Linked DNA regions of Mus musculus: region 1 is linked to region 2. Evidence: chromatin contacts called from ENCODE Hi-C or POLR2A ChIA-PET data. All regions are on one chromosome and are shown on one strand. The core of a region is the stretch at or near the end of the contact, and the rest is flanking DNA. Distances in the headings are between cores, read along the strand shown.

The links. Hi-C counts contacts between places; a loop is a spot of excess contacts on that map. ChIA-PET counts read pairs that join two places held with the same protein, here RNA polymerase II (POLR2A).
Region 1: a map of left cerebral cortex shows a loop between it and region 2 (8-fold over the local background). The contact joins two enhancer-like sites. A Hi-C loop is called at or near these places in 6 of 37 maps with a recorded cell type or tissue (CH12.LX, T-helper 2 cell, left cerebral cortex and 1 more). POLR2A ChIA-PET finds 5 or more read pairs at or near these places in 3 of 5 experiments (all embryonic stem cell).

Annotation. Positions count from the first base shown.
Region 1 is chr11:6,152,932-6,156,058 of GRCm38, reverse strand. The region is part of intron 2 of Nudcd3 (NudC domain containing 3); the gene reads left to right. Among named protein-coding and RNA genes, the nearest start is that of Nudcd3, 46 kb to the left of the region's middle. Within about 2 kb of position 1,501, at least 1 of the 3 ENCODE cell types and tissues checked has a DNase peak (open chromatin) inside an H3K27ac peak, as active enhancers do.
Region 2 is chr11:6,117,473-6,120,800 of GRCm38, reverse strand. The region is part of intron 4 of Nudcd3 (NudC domain containing 3); the gene reads left to right. Among named protein-coding and RNA genes, the nearest start is that of Gm46269, 30 kb to the right of the region's middle. Within about 2 kb of position 1,376, at least 1 of the 3 ENCODE cell types and tissues checked has a DNase peak (open chromatin) inside an H3K27ac peak, as active enhancers do.

The DNA of each region.
Region 1 (3,127 bases), core at 252-2,751, 35 kb before region 2:
GTTAGAGCCTGGCAGGCCGAGAGTGTGAAGCTCCAGAACAGGACAGTGAATGAGCCATTTTTCTAACCATGGCTGTTTTATAAAGGGTCAGCAATAAAGAATCCAGAAGAAAAGTGACTGCATCTCCACCAGTTGGGAAGGACTTAGGTAAATCCTAGGTTGAAACTGAGCACTGCCAGGGAGGAGCTGACAAGAGAAGGAAGGATCCTTTATAGAAGGAGAATGGGAAATGAGGACTCTAATAACTAACTGAATATCTTTAATACCTCGCTGAAGTCACAGCTCAGAAAGATGTTGAGGAAAGAGAGGGGGGTGGGGAACAAAGTTGTAGAGAATGGCTACCTTCTGCTTAATACCTGTGGCATGTCCATCCACAGATGTGCCCCACATATGCACATAAGTATTGTGTGTGTGTGCATACACTTTGTCTCAGCCTATTCAGGCTGGTATAACAAAATGCCATAGACTGGTTGGTTTATAACAAGAATCTGTTTCTGAGTTTCAGATGCTAGAAGTTTACTGTCCAGTCATTGGTAGGTTCAGTGTTTGATGTGCATGCTCCTCACACACAATTTTTTCTATGTCTTCACATGGTGAAAAAGTAAAGGGTCCCTTTAAGGGCCTTTTAATAAGGACATTAGTCATCTCATCACATCCCTTTCACCAGCCTTTCTAAACCCCTCTTTCTGAAGCTGTCATGGTGACTGGACACATGAAGTTTGGAAGGACATAGATTTTTCAGACCATAGCACATACATGTTCTCTCTTCTGATGACCAAATGGACAGTACAGCCATAGGAGTGTGGTGAGGTCTGATTCATCATATCTGGGTTGACTGAGACTGGCAAGGATGGTGGACATTGTCACCCAAGCATAGGGTCAGTGAACTTTGATCACATTATGCAGGATCACGGTAATTGTTTATAGGGTGGACAGTATTAATCTCAAGAGGAGCAAAGAATGGCTCTGCCTACTTAGGGAGAGGGATGGCCTAGCAGCTCCGAGCTCCACTTCTGCTCTGTTGTGACCTTGGGAAGCCAGTCCCCCAGCTCCCTCCCATCATGTAGCAAATGCCTCCAGTATTCATCCTTTCTTGGGAAAGAAATGAGGGCAGTGCATATAACCCATTGAGTTTGGGATCCTATCTTGCACAGAAACCCCTGGGTTAAGGGTTTAGTCTCCTTTACTTACTTACTAGTAGAATATGTTCTACGAGCTGCTCTAAACCCCAGCTTGTCTGAACCTTTGTCTGTTTGTCTGTTTGTTTCTAGACAAACTGGAGGAGAAGCTTGAGGTTAGTTCAGTGACAGCTCAGCCCCTAGCATTGGAAAGCGGCAAACAGAAGGACAGAGGTCCTTTTGGTTTAAGAGATGGCTTCAAGCTGACAAAGTAGGTTGGGCTCCTGGCCAGGCTTGCTCCTATTCCCTGAGACAGTGATAGTTCCTCGTGACATTACCAGCCACACTCATTCACTGCAGGTGGTTCTAGTTTCCTGGCTTGCCCCACTTTGTGGTGCCTAGGCCTGTGGGAACTGTTTAGCAGTCAAAACTGTTGTGTCTACAAGGAGAGTTAGAGCTTGTGGTCCACAATGCCCAGCAGGATTCGGAGGCTGTGTTCTCTCTTTGTCAAGAGCTTTCTTGTCCCGTGCTCATCAGGAACAGAGTGGGAGCTCAGTGAGACTTGCTTGCTGACTCACTGGCTCACTCCCACCCTGATGCTGGAGCTCTGCTGCTCATCCCCCCCACCCCCCACCTCCTGCTGCAGGCCCACAGCTGCAGGGGTGGCCTTGGATTTGCTGGGTGGGGCTCAGAGCCACCTGCACTTGACAGGACACATTTTTACATACTGTTGGCTGGAAATAATCAACTTTATTTAAAGAGAATGTGGATTCAGAGTGCTATAAAAAGCAACCAGCAACCTGCTAGGGCTGTTTTAGGAGCAATTTTCCTGCCTGCTGAGAGGCCCATGCTAGGGGACTTGGGGGTCTATGCTGGAAGGACATAGTAGAAAGATAGACTAGCAGGTCCCAGGCAATAAATAGCCCCTAATGGGCATGCAGAGCTCGAGAACCTGGTAAGGGGTCAGGCAGAGAGACTTGCAGCCTTTGTCCTGAGGAATTGAGTTCATATGCCATACTGATCTTTGCATGAGGAGCCGATATGTATGTAAGAGCCGCTATCCAAGGCCTTTTTCCTATTACAGGCTTCTTTGTTCTTAGTCTCTGATCTCTTAGTCAAGTGCTAGGGCTATTTTGGTTTTAATTTCATGTGGGAAGGTATGTATATTTTCATATTCTTTTAAAAATATTTATTTTATGTGCACTAGTGTTTTGCCTTTGTAAAGGCACCATGTACTGCAGTGGTCAGAAGAGCAAGTTGGATTCCATAGAACTGGAGTCACAGGTGGCTATGAACCACGATATGGTACCAGCTCTCTCTTGTCTTCATAGTTTTGTCTATTTTAACATGGTAATATTGATAGGGTTCTCAGTGGAGAGGGATCTCTTTCTCCCTACTTACCAACTGTAGAGGTAGCCACTGTTACCCTGTTGTTGTTGCTGTTTTAATTTTCATAGATACCACTCCATATTCATGTGTGCCCATGACCAGTGTGAGCCTTGTACTACCAATGGGTTTCCCATGGGAGGGCCCAGTGGAAGATTGGTGGCTGGCCGGCCTGCACCGTTGGCTGCACTTGTTTCTTTGTACTCCATTTCAGGGCACTTTAGGGACTGGAACCCCGGGGCCACAGGTACATTGTCACTCCTGTCTGTGTTTGTATAAGTAGTTGCTATTCTCTTGGCTGAAATGTTTGCATATTGTAGGGAATTTGGATATTACCTAAGGAAGCAAAGAGGTCAGATCCTCTCTTACCACAAAAATCAAACCTGCTTATGCATGTATGCTCATTTCCTCTTCATAAAAACCGAGGCAATACCATATATAGAAGTTATATATCCCTTTCAACCTCTTCGGTTTTTTGTTGTTGCTGTGTTGAAAGGTTTTTCCATACCACTAGTCTAATTGAAATACTTGACTGTTCTATGTTTTCCTTGTTTTGGTGCCTTTCTCTTGCTGTCTTTTGTCAAGTCATCAGGCCAGGCGTCCTCTGTGGCTTTCAGTGCCTG
Region 2 (3,328 bases), core at 127-2,626:
AGCCGTGGCAACGGCACCAGCTACTTTTCCTGACTCTCCGTTCGGTTCCAGAAGCGAGGCACTGAGCTTGTGCATTGGCCTCGTTTTTTCCTCCCTGTGGAGAGCTGGCAAGCTGACTGCCCTCTGCATTGCGTGGGTAGCTGTAGGCAGGCGGCATGCTCTGCTTCAGGGACTATTGGACATGGCTGTGTTGCAAAGGTAGTTGGATCTGCCTGAGCAGTGAATGCCATTCCACGCATCTTCATGTACTGACATCTCACACACAAACTACTTAGCATTGTTCAGATAGCACTAGAATATTTTCTGAAGAAACAGATGTTGGAATTCCGGCTTTAAAGCTTACTTCACTGTATTTATTTATGTGGTTTTGTTTTTTCTTTTTTTTCTTTTTAGCCCTGTGAGTATTTTTATATAAGCTGTACCTCCCTGACTGTATTGAGATGATTTCCTGAAGTTATTTCTCAAAAAGTGGAACCCCAGGATAATTGCTCTGTGGCTGTCCCCGAAGGGCGCATCATTTCTAAGTGGCACTAGTGCTGCGTCAGCAGCGACACCCCTTGTCTCCCAGGACTACTTAATGTTCCTTGCCAGTTTGTCTGGGCATCTCCAGTTTTCTTTTAAGGATGAAAGGGTCCGTTGTTGGCCTTCTCTGAGTTGCAAGCCACTTTTCCTGATGTGACAACATTTCCTGGCCTATGAAGATGTCCTTGCAGGTCACTTACTGATCATGTTCATTAATCCAGAATGGAAACTACAAATTAAATTATTTTAGCATTTTGGCAAGCGCCCCAAACCTTGGTTTTATACATACTGGAATGTGAGCCCTTATACCTGTAGTGTAATGCTATCTCCAGGCTGAGGCTTGGAGATCACGCAGAAGGCAGTGACCTAAGACTGCTTGTTCCAAATGAAAGCAGGACTATGCTGAACAGTGGATGGGCCCTCAGCACCTCCTCCTGTATAGTAGGAAGAAAGTGGCACATAGCTTTGTATCATTGTGTTGTCCCCACTCTGCAAGTATAGCTGTATTCTGCCTCCCTGGGTGAGATCCATGGCTGTATCCTGTCTGACCTATGCAGCGTCTTAGTTTTTGTTTTAATTTCTTAAGCTCAGAAAGGCAGTTGATGACATTGAAAATCAGGAGACTGCTTATATCGAGCTGGCTTGCAGCATACCCATAGGAGTCAGGCTGCCCACATCTCTCCACAGTGGGTGTCGAGCTGAGCAGGTGCCCCCGCCATGCTGTCATCTCACCCCATTATCTGCCCTTGTTCCAAGGTGCCTTCCTGGAAGGAACGTCCCACAACATTCCCGTTGGCCCAAACTCAATCCCACGGGCAGCTGCGAGGAGTAAAGCCATCCTCACTGGGCACAGTGCTTCCCTGAATAGAAATGAGGTTCCGTTACTAAGGAAGGAAAGGGATAGAAATGCTGGTGAGTCATCGGCACAGATCGGGGGATGCTGAGGTAAGTTTATTCACACCGAGGGTGAAGTTTTTCTGCGAGGACATTTTGGGAGCACTGTTCAGTCAGTGACAATCTGGGGTCCCTCTGGGAAATTATTGTGTTCTGGGACCAGGCAGGTAAAGGAGGACCTGGAAAATGAGAGTGCATCCAGGAAATGGTGAGGTCACAGTGACCTTGGAAAGGGCCACCTCATTTTGCCCCAACGGTTCAGAGTGACTTTCTAAGCCACTGAGAAAGGTGGTGGCCAGGAGGCAGCAAGCAGTTTCCTTGAACAGAAGGTGCTGTCTTTAGCAGTGCCCATGCCCTGTCAGTAAGGAGAGGTCAGTGGGAGATGGGACCTCACAGGGTCCTAAGAGCTTGATGCTTATGTGTTAATGTGACAGTGTGGGAAGGCCTGGAATGAGAGGGAATGTTCTTGCAAGATACCTGCAGGTGGGCCACATACACACCTGGGTTCCTCAGGAGACACTAGACAGGGTCCTTAGCGAAGTAGAGAGGACCAGGGAAGCAGGCCAGGCTGCTACTTGAGAAGACTTACTTAGTCTTAGAAAGTAAGTCAGGGTACAGGGCCAACACAGTGGTCCTTACTCTTAAATGATTCAGAAAAAAGCATTATTTATTATGTTTTATGCAAACACATACAGAGTAGGACAGTTGCTAAATGCCTGTGTGGCTCTCTGTACTTTCAGCAATGTGTAAATTTGAAGTTTTTTGCAAATAAGAAATGAGTAGTGTTACAAACATACAAGGAAACTCAGCATCACTAGGGAAATAAAGTCAAAATTACAGTGAGATGCCTTGTATACCTGTGAGAGTGGCTGCCAAGAAGCCCATAGTGCTCAATTTGGAGGAGCTGTGGGACCCTGAACGCCTCACTGCTACTATGAGTGCCAGGTGGTGGACATAGCCAGTGTGCCCACATTGCAGCCCTAATGACCTGCTCTGTGCTCCCAAGAGGAGGAAACGCACACATCTTTACAACAGCTTCCTACCCAACCACCAAACCCTAGGAACACCTACACGGCCATGGACAGATAGTGATCACCTACATCATGGGATAGTCTTGCCAAGCATCATAGCCCACAGGATCCAGAAAGGAAGCGTGTATACAAGCCCACAAGCTGTGGTGTTCAGGGGAAGACATCCTGGACCTGGACAAGCTGGATGGCAAGATGAGCAATGCAAAATGAAGTGGAGGGAAGGCCTGGGTGTGGGTGGGTTGTAGTGGAGGCTGGAGGAGACTAAATTGCAACAGGGTGAGTTTTACTGTGTGCAAACTACACCTCCTCAAGTCTGACTTGTTACAAAGTAACAAAATGTTAAAACAAAAACAGCTAATTTAAGCAAACCATGGGACTACTTTTGCCAGGGTGTGGTCTTTAGCCAGGAACCCTTGAAATCTCTTCCATGAGCATTTTTCCTCTGTTCTCACACAACTCAGATTCTGTCTTCAGTATCAAGAATACCCTACCCTACCCTCGGAGACCTGAGTGTATTCTAACCACTTTAAGTAGTTTATTTGGAAGATTAAGTGCCCAAAGTGTCTTACCTGAGTTCCCTAGGGGTATTACTCCAAGGAAGTCAGTGATGCTCAGAAGAACGTGTCAGCTAAGACTTCTGGGACATGAAGGTATTTAAAAAGTCAAGGCTAGGTCCTGGCTGTGAGGGTAAGGAGCCAGACAGCACAGCACATGAAATGCTTCAAGGAAGCTTTGTGGCAAACAAAGGAGGCCAGGCCAAGGTAGGGGAAGATACTCATGAGCCGTCACTAACACTGCAGCCTCACTTAACCCTTGACTGCCCACTCAGAATAGTCACAGAAGCTTTGGAAATGACAGAACCTTTGGTATGGTCTCCTGCC